Linked DNA regions of Homo sapiens: region 1 is linked to region 2. A link is an interaction called in ENCODE POLR2A ChIA-PET data of the cell type or tissue named here. Cell type or tissue: HepG2. All regions are shown on one strand. Links, peaks and the distances in the headings refer to the core of each region. The heading gives the core; the rest is flanking DNA.

Evidence for each region. Peaks named below come from ENCODE experiments on the same cell type or tissue, not always from the same donor. Only the 100,000 strongest peaks of a DNase experiment are listed, where the experiment ranks them.
Region 1: POLR2A ChIA-PET joins it to region 2 with 6 read pairs; 8 of 35 experiments call an interaction of 5 or more read pairs at or near these places.

Annotation. Positions count from the first base shown.
Region 1 is chr20:63,680,728-63,687,298 of GRCh38, reverse strand. RTEL1 (regulator of telomere elongation helicase 1) reads right to left here. Exons shown (of 35, transcript NM_001283009.2): 15 at 1,702-1,776; 16 at 1,427-1,508. RTEL1-TNFRSF6B (RTEL1-TNFRSF6B readthrough (NMD candidate)) reads right to left here. Exons shown (of 38, transcript NR_037882.1): 15 at 1,702-1,776; 16 at 1,427-1,508. Among named protein-coding and RNA genes, the nearest start is that of TNFRSF6B, 13 kb to the left of the region's middle. RefSeq lists enhancers at 3,136-3,860, 4,587-5,311. In HepG2, for the core only: no CTCF peak of the experiment used is centred there; a DNase peak (open chromatin) is centred at 4,628.
Region 2 is chr20:63,850,241-63,857,249 of GRCh38, reverse strand. No RefSeq gene overlaps it. Among named protein-coding and RNA genes, the nearest start is that of ABHD16B, 7.8 kb to the left of the region's middle. RefSeq lists a silencer at 2,604-2,653 and enhancers at 2,897-3,750, 5,925-6,024, 6,105-6,264. In HepG2, for the core only: no CTCF peak of the experiment used is centred there; a DNase peak (open chromatin) is centred at 2,695; H3K4me3 peaks cover 1,993 bases; H3K27me3 peaks cover 811 bases.

The DNA of each region.
Region 1 (6,571 bases), core at 2,572-6,571, 170 kb after region 2:
AGCACACGGGAAGGAAGCGCCGGCATCCCGACATTCCACGGCCGCGTGCAGAAGACGGGGTGCGAGTTCCCAGCTCTGCCTGGAAGCAGGACACGTGCACAAGCCTCTGAGTGGCGTCAGCAGTGAACAAGGGCGCCAGCTCAAAGGAAGTTCCTAGAAGGGCTTGACCGACTGGCCACGGCGGCCGTGGCCTGGGGAGGAGGCTGAGTCTGGATGCCGGATGCCGGGAATTCAACACGGCACAAGCAGAACGACTCTGACTGCGATTCGGAGTCAGCAGGGACGAGGCACGTTTCCTTCCTGGGGCTGAGTGTGCCCTGCAATGGGGGAACTTCCCCACCCCCTCCTCCAGGAGCTCATTTCCTACAAACGCCCAGTGCAGGGAGTGGCTGCTTCTGAGAAGTCAAGTGACATCAGAGGTCAATGGAACAAACAGATTCCAGGCCCTTGGAATCTGTGCACCGGCTGCCTCAGGCACGCACTGCCTCCCGCAACCCCAACTGCGTGAGGGGCGCCGGCCTCCCCCCGGGATGGACGCTTCCTGCTGGGAGAGGCCTTGCTGCAGGACCATCACCGAGCGGGGGTCAAGCCACGCCACCCTGACGCCCTCCCAGCCCTTCCCTTCCGGCTCGGCCAGGCAGACCCAACCACAGCAACCGCACAAGGGCTGCTTCAGCCAGGGCCACGTCATGCCACCATGGGTCGGACAGCAGCTGAGAAAGAATGTTCCAGAGAGGGACGAACCAAGCCCAGAGGCAAGGCCCCACTGGAGCACAAGGCAGGGGCAGCAGCTCCCGCAGCTGCAGCCGTGAAGCCCCACCCTGGACACCACGCAGTGGGGGTGGGGCCAGATACACCCCAAGAACCACAGGGCTCCGGACACGGAGCCGAGGGCACACTCACAGACCCCATCCACACAGCGTCCCCGGCAGCACCGACTCGAAGACGCCACGGAGCACAGGAAGCCAAGAAGGCACGTGGGGCCTCGGGGCTGAGCGCACCAGGGGCTTCGGACAACAGGGCCAGCCGGGCCCCCTTCAGATGTGACCCTGAGGCTTGGCCCGGCCAGGCGCTGCGTGGAGGCAGCAGGCAGAGCCGTGCCTCACTGTGGAGGCTCTGTGCTGACGGCCTCGGCATAAACGAGCGTGTCCCAGCAGGGAGGCCTGGCTGGGCTGTGGCTCTGCCACCACCAACCAGGTGACTCTGGGCAGGTCACGGTGCCATCAGGCCATCTCCTACGTCTCTCAGTAACTCCAATCTTCAGAGGGACAGTGAGGAGAATGCTCTGGATTGGCCTGGATATGGAGAAGGTGGCCAGGCCCATGGGGGCAGGAGATCCACGGCTGGGCATGTGCCTAGCCTGTGGCATGGTGGTGCCGGGCACTGCACCCGGGCGGGCGGGGAGCGTGTGGGCCCAGGTCTGTACCTCGCTTTCTGGCTGCAGTGGTGCTCCAGGCATCAGACCGCTGAGCCGTCCTCCGGTGACCAGCATCAGGATGGATGTGCACCTGGAGGGGACAGGACCAGGAGTGTGGAGGCCCCGCCCATGTCCTGGGGGCAGCCCCTTACCTTTTAGGACCAGAAGACCCCCAGCCCCACCTGCCTCCTGGAGGTGGCCCCCACCTTATAGGACTGTAAGGCCCCCAGCCCTGCCGGGGAACAAGGGCTGCCCTCCACCTGCCTCCTGGAGGTGGCCCCTACCTTATAGGACTGTAAGGCCCCCAGCCCTGCTGGGGAACCAGGGCTGCCCTCGGAGGGGTCCACACTGAACACAATCTGAAAGGCAGAGGAAGTGCAGCCCCGTCAGGAGCCTGAGGCCACCCGACTTTCTGCAGCATCAGCCGCATACACAGAAGGTCACAGGACACCCAGGGGTCATCGGTTCACCGGCCCCTGCCATCATGCAGCCCCAGGCCAATGGACAGGAGCTGGCACCTGCCTGACCCTTTCTCCTCCCTGCAGGGACCCCCGGTGAGCTCTGTGTTCCCCCAACATAGGCCATCTCCATGCACTGAAAATGCGGCAGCCCGAGGGGCCTCTCCTCCCGCCAACTGGCCCAGCCCTCCTCTCTGTGCCCCTGAGGGCCCCAAATTAATCTAGAAATTCAACATGGCCTAGTGCAGTGGCTCAGGCCTGTAATCCCAGCACTCCGGGAGGCTGAGAGGAGCAAACTGCCCGAACCCAGGAGTTCGAGACCAGCCTGGGCAACATGGTGCAACCCCAGGGTGTTCACCAAAAAAAAAAAAAAAAAAACCTAGCCGGGCATGGTGGCATGTGCCTGTGGTCCCAGCTACTTGGGAGGTTGAGCTGAGAGGATCCCCTGAGCCCAGGAGGTTGAGGCTGCAGTGAGCTGTGATGGTCCCACTGCACTCCAGCCTGGGCAACAGAGAGACCCTGACTCAAAAAAAAAACAGGAATTCAACACATTCTAGTCAAAATCACAGTAAGATTTTTACAGGAAGTAGACACGCTGACTCCAAGATGCACTATGGAAAAAACGTCAGGGCAGGTTTCAAAAGAACAAGAGGCCGGGCGTGGTGGCTCACACCCGTAATCCCAGCACTCTGGGAGGCCAAGGTGAGAGGATCACCTGAGGTCAGGAGTTCGAGACCAGCCTGGCCAACATGGCAAAACCCCATTTCTACTAAAAATATCAGGCTGGGCACGGTGGCTCATGCCTGTAATCCCAGCACTTTGGGAGGCGGATCACGAGGTCAGGAGATCGAGACCATCCTGGCTAACACGGTGAAACCTCGTCTCTACTAAAAATACAAAAAATTAGCCAGGCGTGGTGGCAGGTGCCTATAATCCCAGGTATTTGGGAGGCTGAGGCAGGAGAATGGCGTGAACCCGGGAGGCGGAGCTTGCAGTGAGCCGAGATCGCGCCACTGCACTCCAGCCTGGGCAACAAGAGCAAAACTCTGTCTCAAAAACAAACAAAAAGAAATTGGTTCAGGCCAACACCAGGACTTACGACAAAACCACAGTGAACAAAAACATGAGGAAAAGTGTGGCAGGTGCCCAGTGGAGTTGGGGGAAGCCGAGCCGCTCGGTCAGCGCACAGAACCACCGGTGTGGCGTGCTGGGAAAAATCAAGGTAGAGTCTGCCTTTCACACCCCCACAGGTGACGTCAGAAGGCATGGAGGCCCAGACACAAAGCTCCGTCACTCTACAGTGCAGTTTGGAGAATACACAAGACCCGGTTTAGCATCTTGGTCGGGAGGCACAAGCTCAGAACAAAAATCTGACAAGGAAACATGTGTTCACCAAACCTGTCATGAAAATGGAAAAAATGACCAGCATGAGACAAGGAAAGAATATGTATGTCGGCATGGGATCCTCAGAACTTAGAGAGAGAATATGTATATGGGATCCTCAGAACTTAGAGAGAGAATATGTATATGGGATCCTCAGAACTTACAGAGAGTATATGTATATGGGATCCTCAGAACTTACAGAGAACCCTGCAAATCAATGGGAAAGGAATGATGCCTGCACTAGGAGAGGAGCGCGTGACGACCGTTCCTGGAAAACGAGCCAAAAACGGCCAGAACAGGAACGCAAAGCCCCCAACAGGCTCAGCAATGTGGCCATGTCAGCCAAGCCACCGCCGTCAGAGCCCCGCCGCAGACTTGAGGGAGTTCTGCTGGGAACACCAAGAAGCCGGAATCATTCACAGAAATGCGGAGAAGCCGAACTAGAGAACACCGGGGGGCAGACACCACGGCTGGAACACAGAGACTTGGCAACATGCGTGGATTTGTGCAGGCGTGCGTGCGTGTGTGCGTACTCTGCATGCATGTGCACGTGCCTGGGTACGCACAGAAGGAGAGAGAAATTTCCTTCCGTTCCTTCCTTCCTTCCCAGCCATTTTCACTGTCAAGACAGCTAAACACAGGGCCTTGTGTTTTACCAAAGCATTTGGCCCACGGGGATGGAAGTAACAGAACAAGTTCACCCCCACGCTGGTGGCTGCCATGAGCAGGGCTGAGTCTGCCTCAGGAAACAGCTTCCTTCGAAAAGCCTTCTGCTGGGCAGGCATGGAAGCTCTTGCCTGTAATCCCAGCACTTTGGGAGGCCAAGGCGGGCAGACTGCCTGAGCCCAGGAGTTTGAGACCAGCCTGGGAAACATGGCAAGACCTCATCTCTACAAAAAAATTTTAAAAATTAGCTGAGTGCGGTGGTGCACACCTGTGTTCACAGCTCCTCGGGTGGCTGAGGCAAGAGGATCACTTGGGCCCAGGAGGTTGAGGCTGCAGTGAGCTGTGATCAAGCCCCTGCACTCCAGCCGGGGTGACAAAGCGAGACCCTTTCTCAAAAAAACACCACCACAAATCCCCCTGTGCCTCAGCCCAGGGCAGCTCCGGCCTCAGGCAGAGAGGGATGAGGACCCAGCAGTCTCACGGGGGCCCAGGGGCAACTGGTTCCCCAACACGGGCCAGCACTGCCCAGAGTTTGCCTCCAGCTAAGCCCTGACTTCCGAGCACACGGCCTGACCCTGCCTGGAGTTCGCCTCCAGCTGAGCTGTGCATCCCACATCCTCTTCCTGGGGCCACTGGCCCCACTCTGCCCCCAGGGTCACCTGTGACTCAGGGCTGCAGGCCCAACCCAGCACCAGCCCTATGGGCACCGCCCACACCTGCAGGGGCTCAGGAGCCAACGCGGGTGAGCACTGTGTGCAGTCCCTCATCCTCCAGGCACCCGAGGGCTGGCAGAAGCTGAGTCATCCACCAGCGGCTACTTAGAGCAGCAGCCAAAGGAAATTCCAAACCGATGGAGTGTGCAGGATTCGGTTCCAGAGTGTGGAGTCTTCTCCTTAAGTGGGGGCCTGGGAGGCCACGTTCCAGGATCCGGTTCCAGAGTGTGGAGACTTCTCCTTAAGTGGGAGGCTGGGAGGCCGCGTTCCAGGATCCGGTTCCAGAGTGTGGAGTCTTCTCCATAGCTGGGGGCCTGGGAGGCCGCGTTCCAGGATTCGGTTCCAGAGTGTGGAGTCTTCTCCATAGCTGGGGGCCTGGGAGGCCGCGTTCCAGGATTCGGTTCCAGAGTGTGGAGTCTTCTCCATAGCTGGAAGCCTTGGAAGCCGCATTCCAGGATTCAGTTCGAGTGTAGGAACCTCAGAAGCCACATTCTAGGATTCAGTTCCATAGTGTGGAGGAGACTTCTCCATAAGTGGGAGCCTGGGAAGCTGTATTCCAGGGAGGGACAGGCCCGGGCCAGCTCACACCTGCCCTCCAGGCCCTGGGCTGCAGGGCTACCTCGCCTGGCCATGTGCTGGAGGTGCTTTGCAGTGACCCATCAGGGACATGGAAGCAGGTCCGCCTGATAGGTGCACGGCCTCCTGCTTGAAGAGCCAACCACACTCCATGCGGGACAGCACAGCAGCCCTTGGCAGGCAGGAGCCACAGACAGAGGGGTCTGGGCCTGGGATGCCCACCGTGCCTTTGGGGAGGAGTTGGGAGGACAAGGCAGTGCTGTCCTTCCAGCCCCAGCTACCGCACAGAGAAGACACAGGCTGTGGCGTCACTGGCCACAGAGACGGCCACAGTGGAGGGAGGGCTGAGCCTGGGCCCCACCACCCTGTGCCCACCCCACCTGGTCCCTGCCCAGGTCTCGCCCCCGCTCAGAGCTGCGTCTGTGAAGGAGAAGGCAGTGCCTGCTTGTTCCGGGATCTGCAGCTCCATGCCCAGCAGCATGCACAGGCCAGCCATGCATCCCAGGGTTCTTCTGCGGCCTCCCCCAGCTCAAGCACCCCACAGGCCAGATGGACACTCATGAAGCTGTCATAGCGCTGGGCAGCCCTGCCTAACCCTGCCATGATCTCGTGTGGCCAGCAGGTACAGCGTGGGCAGCACAGAGGAGGCCTCACAGGGCTCCACACAGCCACCTGTGCCTTGGCTTCCCCAGTCAGGGACTTCTGAGTCTGCTTCTAAAAAAGCCACCGAGGCCCCGGAGAGGCAACGTGCCCAGAGCACCCAAAATGGGGCGTGCCCTCCACAAACCGGACAAGCACCTCTACGCCAGGGAAAGCAGGTGCTGCCATAGGCATGGAGCCAGAAGCAGACCTCACATGGGACGGGCATTGCAGGACAGGACGGGGCCAATGAGAAGGGGGCCAGGGTCGCACCCCCAATCATGGGCTCCCAGGGACACCCCTGCCGGGAACCTGCAGGGTCCCCATTTGTCTGTCCCTGGAGAAGCTGTTCAGGAAGCCGCGTGTGTCCAGAGCTCTTCATCTGCGTGCAGCTGGGGCTGCTGGGGCTGCCAGCAGTGGGTCCCCCCTGGCCTGAGGGCCCGGACAGGGCAGGAGCGGCTCCCCGGCCCCCACTGTCCTTTGCGTCCTCCCTCACCAGCATCACCCTGGGCATGTGCCACCAGACCTCGTCCTCCCCCATCCCTGCAGGAGGCCCAGTGTGGGTTTAGGGCACTGGAAAGGAGCCGAGAGTTTGCCAATCAGAAACAGGTGGTGTAGGGGCCTTTCTCCCATCCCCAAGTCTAGAATCAGTTAACTAATACAGCAGGAGAAGGCACCCGCCCGGCTTCCATCAGGGAAGGAGATGCCACAGAGGAGCA
Region 2 (7,009 bases), core at 1,100-5,099:
ACACTCCTCGTAGACATCCAGACTTGCTAGTCGGGACCGTGTCTTTCTCACCTTCCATTTGCCTACAAACATATACGTACAGAGAGTCTTATCTAGGGGTCTTCTGTCACTGGCTCGTACAGAAACAGACCTGGTGTTCATGTCACTCTGCAGCAGGCTTGCTCTTCTCCGAGGTGTGTCCTGAGCGCCACTGCAGTCTCGCAGCACAGGCCTGCAAATGCCCCCAGGGTTCCTGCCCTGGCACCACTGTGTCCACTTCTGCTGTCGGACACACGGGCTCCAGACCTCTCCCCGCTGCAGACACAGGGCATCGCGCACTTTTGTTCAAGGACCCTGGCCTCTAGGGGCTTTTCTTTTCTTCTTTTCTTTTCTTTTTTTTTTTGAGACGGAGTCTCGCTCTGTCGCCCAGGCTGGAGTGCAGTGGCATGTTCTCAGCTCACTGCAAGCTCCGCCTCCCGGGTTCACGCCATTCTCCTGCCTCAGCCTCCCAAGTAGCTGGGACTACAGGCGCCCGCCACCACGCCCGGCTGATTTTTTGTATTGTTAGTACAGACGGGGTTTCACCGTGTTAGCCAGGATGGTCTCGAGCTCCTGACCTCGTGATCTGCCCACCTTGGCCTCCCAAAGTGTTGGTATTACAGGCGTGAGCCACCGCGCCCGGCCCCAAGGGGGTATTCTTAAAGCCAAGAGCTTTGCCCCAGTTGCTTTTCCACAGGTTGTGGTTGTGTCGCCTGCCAGTCTTTGAGGGAGCTTCTCCGCAGGCTCTTCTGCCACGCCGGCGGCTCCGTGCTTTTCTCTGTATTTTTATTGGTCCCTCTGTGTTGTATATTCAGCAAATACCGATCCCGGCCTCTGACCAGGCCGGCACCAGCAGCCATTCCGCCCCGTGAGGCGATCCGCTCCGGCTTTTCACGCGTTGCCCCTCGGAGACCCTCACCTGGGGGGGCGCGTGGTGACCAGATGGAAAACACAGCCTGTATCTCGGACAGTCAGCCCCGGGTGTGGGTGAGGAGGGGGGATGACGCTGGGCCTGGATTGGGGGACACATGGAAAGGGTGGGGGTCCCTTGGCTCTTGGCCTAAGAGCCAGTTTGGTGCTTCCTGGCCCCTGCATTTGGCCTCTCCAGCCTGCGTCCCAGGTGGACCAGGGGCCCAGCCCAGAGGGCCTAGGATGTGTTTCCCCACAGGAGTCTCTCGTGAGGATTCCGACTCCACCAGGGGTCCCAAGTCCACGGGAGGCCACAGAAGTTGCCCCTTTTTCCTGGCTCCCCCAAGTCGTGGAACCATCGAAAATCCCTCAGGGCGACGGCCCGTGTGCCCCTGCACCTTCTCCCCTCCCCGTCTCCACCGCACCTGCAGCTCGGGTGGTGGGTGGTGGGGACGGGCCGCAAGCAGGCAGCGGAGTGGTCAGAAGGACTGGAGACCCAGCCCTCCCTCCCTGCGCCCAAAGACCGAGGGAGGCGCGCCCAGCTTGTGTCAGCAGGGGTGGGGTGGTCGCTGGCAGCCAAGTCAAGGTCCTTGGTGGGGACCCCGGCGAGCTGGATGCGCAGCCCACCCCCAGCCCTTCCTTCCTGGGGTGGGTGGCTCCCAGCTGCCGGGTGGGTGGGCTGAAAGCCGGCATCTGCCAGGGTCCGGGCGTCTGTGCTGTGAGCTCAGGGACCGGGGCTCCTTCAAGGCCCTAGATCTGGGGGAGCCTCCGGCCCTGAAGCTGGGCTGGGCGGCGGTCCCTGGATGCCTGAGAGTAGAGGAGGAGGGGAGGGGAGGGGAGAGGAGAGCCAGTCCGGGACAGGATGGACAGACTTCGGGCATGCAAGGTCACCATGAACCCGGGTTCTGGCTGGCAGGAGAGGAGGAAGCTTCGTCCGGGGTCCCCACTGCCCTGCGGCCACAGCTCGGGGAGGAAGCTTCGTCCGGGGCCCCCACTGCCCTGTGGCCACAGCTGGGTGGTGGAAGCTTCATCCAGGGTCCCCGCTGCCCTGTGGCCACAGCTGGGGGGAGGGCACAGTTCTTGGGCCGCGCCTCCCCGCACTTCCCGAGCTGGGTCTGAGTGGATCTAGGTTGCAGCCCTGGCGGCTCCTTCTAAATCACTTGTGCAGATTAAAAACGGCAACTGTCCCAGAGCTGACCCCAGGGGACCCTGAAAGCTGCCCCCCGCCCCCCAGGCACTCTCTGTTCTCAGCGTCTGCCGGACTCTGGGGCGGCTGCTTCTAGGTCCCCGCCCCCAATACCTCCGCCCAGGCCGTCCCTGGGGAGCTGGCGCCAGGTCAAGCCCACCACAGCCCGAGGCCTGGACAAGGAGCCCCTTCTCCTTTATGGCCCCTCCCCTCCCGCCCCCCTTCCAGTTGGAAAGTGGGGAGGAAGGAAGAGAGGAAAGGAGTAAGAAAGAGAGGCTGTCCCGAGGGGTCCCGCAGGGGTGCCCCCACCACGGTTCCTGTCGCTTCTCTGACTGGGACTGACTCCGTGGCCAGGCCACCGAAACCCACAGGCACCAAGCAGAGACGCAGGTACCCCTAAAGGTGGCCCCTGCCTCAAGACAGGATCTGGGGGCCAGGAAGGTACCTGGGCCTTTGCCCTGAGCCAACCCAGGAAGGCAGTGGGACGGGCAGCATAGGAGCAGAGGAGGGGCTCTGCCAGGGCCTCCATTACCGCCTTGTGTCTCCCGTCCCAGCCCTGGGATCCGTGCTAATCACGGGGGCTGCCCACCCCTGCTGCTTTGAAGCTGCCCTGAGGGGAGGGGGGGCCAGCTGCCAGGGGTGCGTGTGCCCGCCCAGCCCCTCCAGCTGCGTGGGAGCCTGGACTGACCACAGGGCGGCCAGCAGCCTTTGAAGTACTGGGGTGCGGCCACAGGAAGTGGGCGGCAGCCCACCCAGGCCCTAAGCCCCACCTCCCCAGGGTAAGCGCCTGGTCCACCAACTGGGCTGGGAGCCCAGCCTGCAGCGTCCCCTCTGCACTCCAGGTGTGCCTGGGCTGGGGACTGCAGCCTCTCCCCCAACCCCTAGACCCAACCCCAGCCCCAGTTTAGCCCAGGCTCCTTCAGGGCGGCAGTGGGGCCAGGAACTGGGCCCTCTCCCTCAGCTAAAAATAGCAGGCCTCAGGCTTTGTGGAAAGCCCCTGGGGCGGAGGAGGAAGGAGCAGGCCAGGAGCTGGGGCTGCAAGGAGGGAGGCCTTGCAGGAAGTGCCCGGGTGCCCAGGCCGCCCCAGCAAAGGCTCCTGGTCAGCCGCTCAGCCCCCTGGAAAGTCCCAGGCAGTGCTGACCTGAGTGGAGGGTGAGGGTGGCTGACCTGAGTGGAGACAGGGACCAGGAGGGTGAGGGTGGATGACCTGAGTGGAGACAGGGACCAGGAGGGTGAGGGTGGATGACCTGAGTGGAGACAGGGACCAGGAGGGTGAGGGTGGCTGACCTGAGTGGAGGCCGGGACCAGGAGGGTGAGGTTGGATGACCTGAGTGGAGACAGGGACCAGGAGGGTGAGGGTGGATGACCTGAGTGGAGACGGGGAGCAGGAGGGTGAGGGTGGCTCACCTGAGTGGAGGCCGGGACCAGGAGGGTGAAGGCGGCTGGAGCCTGTCACATTCCAGGTGGGCTTCCCCTTCCACCAGCTGATGTCCTTCTGGGCCTGGGTGGTCTCCCACCATGGATACCAGGAGGGCAGGATGAAGGCAGTTCTCCCTACCTCAGTCATTCTCTGCATCTGGTGATGACCTGATCTCCCCACCTTCCCCCTTTACCATCCCTAACGGGAATCATTCATTCGGCGGACGTATGTCACGGGCCTGCTGGGCTGGACGAAGCACTGGCCGGTCCCATCCTTGCCCTCAGGGTATTTGCTGTGAGCAAGTAGGGATTTAACCCAAAGAGGGGTTTTATTTTATTTTATTTTTATTATTTATTTATTTATTTGAGACGGAATCTCGCTCTGTCGCCCAGACTGGTGTGCAGTGGCGCCATCTCGGCTCACTGCAAGCTCCGCCTCCCGGTTTCAAGCCATTCTCCTGCCTCAGCCTCCCAAGTAGCTGGGACTACAGGCGCCCCTCACCATGCCCGGGTAATTTTTGTATGTTTAGTAGACACGGGGTTTCACCATGTTGGCCAGGATGGTCTCAAACTCCTGACCTCAGGTGATCCACCCACCTCGGCCTCCAAAAGTGCTGGGATTACAGGCATGAGCCACTGAGCCTGGCCTATTTTATGTTTTAATTTTATTTATTTATTTATTTTGAGACAGAGTTTGTTCTGTTGCCCAGGCTGGAGTGCAGTGGCGCGATCTCCGCTCACTGCAACCTCTGCCTCCTGGGTTCAAGCAATCCTCCTGCTTCAGCCTCCCGAGTAGCTGAGATTACAGACTCGTGCCACCAACTCCTGACCTCAGGTGATTCTCCCACCTCAGCCTCCCAAAGTGTTGGGATTACAGCCATGAGCCAATATGCCTGGCCTAATTTTTGTATTTTTGGTAGAGACGGGGTTTCACCATGTTGGCCATGGTTGCCCAGGCTGGTCTCAAACTCCTGACGTCAGGTGATCCACCCACCTTGGCCTCCCAAAGTGCTGGGATTACAAGTGTGAGCCACCACACCCAGCCTAATTTTTGTATTTTTAGTAAAGACAGGGTTTTACCATGTTGGTCAGGCTAGTCTCGAACTCCTGACCTCAGGTGATCTGCCCACCTCAGCCTCCCAAAGTGCTGGGATTATAGAAATGAGTCACTGCGCCCGGCCAAGAAGGGTTTTGCAGGAAGCAAACACCAGCAGCTGCCATCCTGGAGGGGAGGTGGATCAGGAGCTGAGACCAGAGAGATGGGTAGGAATTCACCCTGTGAATTAGGCTGTGGAGTTGGGGCTGACCCTGGGAGAGGCCCTAGTGCTGAAGGAATAAGAACAGAGGCCAGAGTGGCTGGGACCTTAGGGACCAGGAGGAATGAGGCTAGGGATGGGGAGTGGGGAGATGGGTAGGGCTTTGCAAACTGGTGCAAGGAGTTGGAAAGGAAGCCAATTTTTTTTTTTTTTTTTTTTTTTGAGACGGAGTCTCGCTCTGTCACCAGGCTGGAGTGCAGGGGCGCCATCTCGGCTCACTGCAACCTCTGTCTCCCTCGTTTAAGTGCTTCTCCTGCCTCAGCCTCCTGAGTGGCTGGGAATACAGGCGTGTGCCACCACGCCCGGGTAATTTTTGTATTTTTTTTTTTTTTTTTTTTGAGATGTAGTCTCGCCCTGTCACCCAGGCTGGAATGCAGTGGCGCGATCTCGGCTTACCACAACCTCCACCTCCAGGGTTCAAATGATTCTCCTGCCTCAGCCTCCCCAGTAGCTAGGATTACAGGCACACGCCACCACACCCAGCTAATTTTTATATCTTTAGTAGAGACGGGATTTCAGCATGTTGGTCAGGCTGGTCTTGAACTCCTGACCTTGTGATCCGCCCACCTCGGCCTCCCAAAGTTCTGAGATTACAGGTGTGAGCTACCGTGCCCGGCCTAATTTTCGTATTTTTAGTAGAGATGGGGTTTCACCATGTTGGCCAGGCTGGTCTCAATCTCTTGACCTCGTGATCCGCCCACCTCAGCCTCCCAAAGTGCTGGGATTACAGGCGTGCGCCACCGTGCCCGGCTGAAAGGAAGCCACTTCTAAGAAGCTCCTGAAAATTTCTCAGCTAAACATTTCTCAGCTCCTGTCTGCATGTCAGCGAGGTAATGGGTGGTAAATGCTGGTGGGAAGGCTGGAGAGCAGGGAACAGCTTAACATACAAACCATCCAGAGACTAAGTCCGGAGTGCTTGGGAAAGACCACGGCGTGCAGCGGGTGGGGACTGAGTGGATAGACGTCTCCGTTTGCCAGGTGTGGACTCCCCAGGACCGGGTGCAGCAGAACGTCCAGACATGGGTTTTGGGTGGCCCCCATCTTCCTGGCTTGATTTTCCCTACAATGGGCAGTGGTTTAGGTGCTGGCAAGGCTGAAGTTCTCAGAAGGGTGCCACAAAAGGAGGGACATTTGAAGACTTCCCACATTTTCGAGAGAGTGACTAAGAGTGGACCACAAAATCTGAACTGGATAAGAAGGAAGCCAAAGAAAGGGGAAGGCCGCCTGTTTTGGAGAAAGGAGGGTTGTCCTGGAGCGAAGCGCTTGGTGAGGTGTAACAGCCGGGGAGGGGGGCAGTTGCACCACAGAGGGGGAAACTGCAAGTAGTCATTTCAGAGTGCGTGGGTTTTGGTGACAGCTGGCTCCAAGGTGTGAGTGAGCATGGGTGCCTGAAGTAGGGGGAAGTGGAGGGGCCACATGACATCTCCCCAGGTGAGTTCAGTTTCAAGGAGGGCTGAAGCAGGCGTCTCCAGGCTATGTGAGGTCTTCCCCATTACGACCATCCACCCACGGCTGCATCACTGCTGACGGCCGCGGTCGCTGCCACCTCATTTACCGCAGTCACCGTTGGCATCTTCTGTGGTGCCTCCAGCCCATCGTCACCTCCCCATTGGCATCACCAGGACCCACTGTCCTGGCACCGCTGCCATCCACCCATTCACCCAGTGGGTGAGTGTCTGTTCAGAAGATCCTCCAGGCGAGCAGTCGTGTTGAGCTCTGGTCACTGCAGCAAGCAGCACAGGCAAGGTCCTTGCTCTTAGGGATGCAGTCATGGGGTGACCAAAACATATAAAGAGATTCAGGCCGGGTGCGGTGGCTCACGCCTGTAATCCCAGCACTTTGGGAGGCCGAGGCGGGCGGATCACGAGGTCAGGAGATCGAGACCATCCTGGCTAACACGGTGAAACCCCATCTCTACTAAAAATACAAAAAATTAGCCGGGCGTGGTGGCGGGCGCCTGTAGTCCCAGCTACTCGGGAGGCTGAGGCAGGAGAATTGCTTGAACCCGGGAGGAGGAGGTTGCAGTGAGCCCAGATCGCGCCACTGCACTCCAGCCTGGGCGACAGAGAGAGACTCCGTCTCAAAGAAAAAAAAAAAAAGAGATTCAGGAAAGGAGACGTAGCGTGACTCAGCATCCCGCGCCCAGGTATTTACCCAGAAG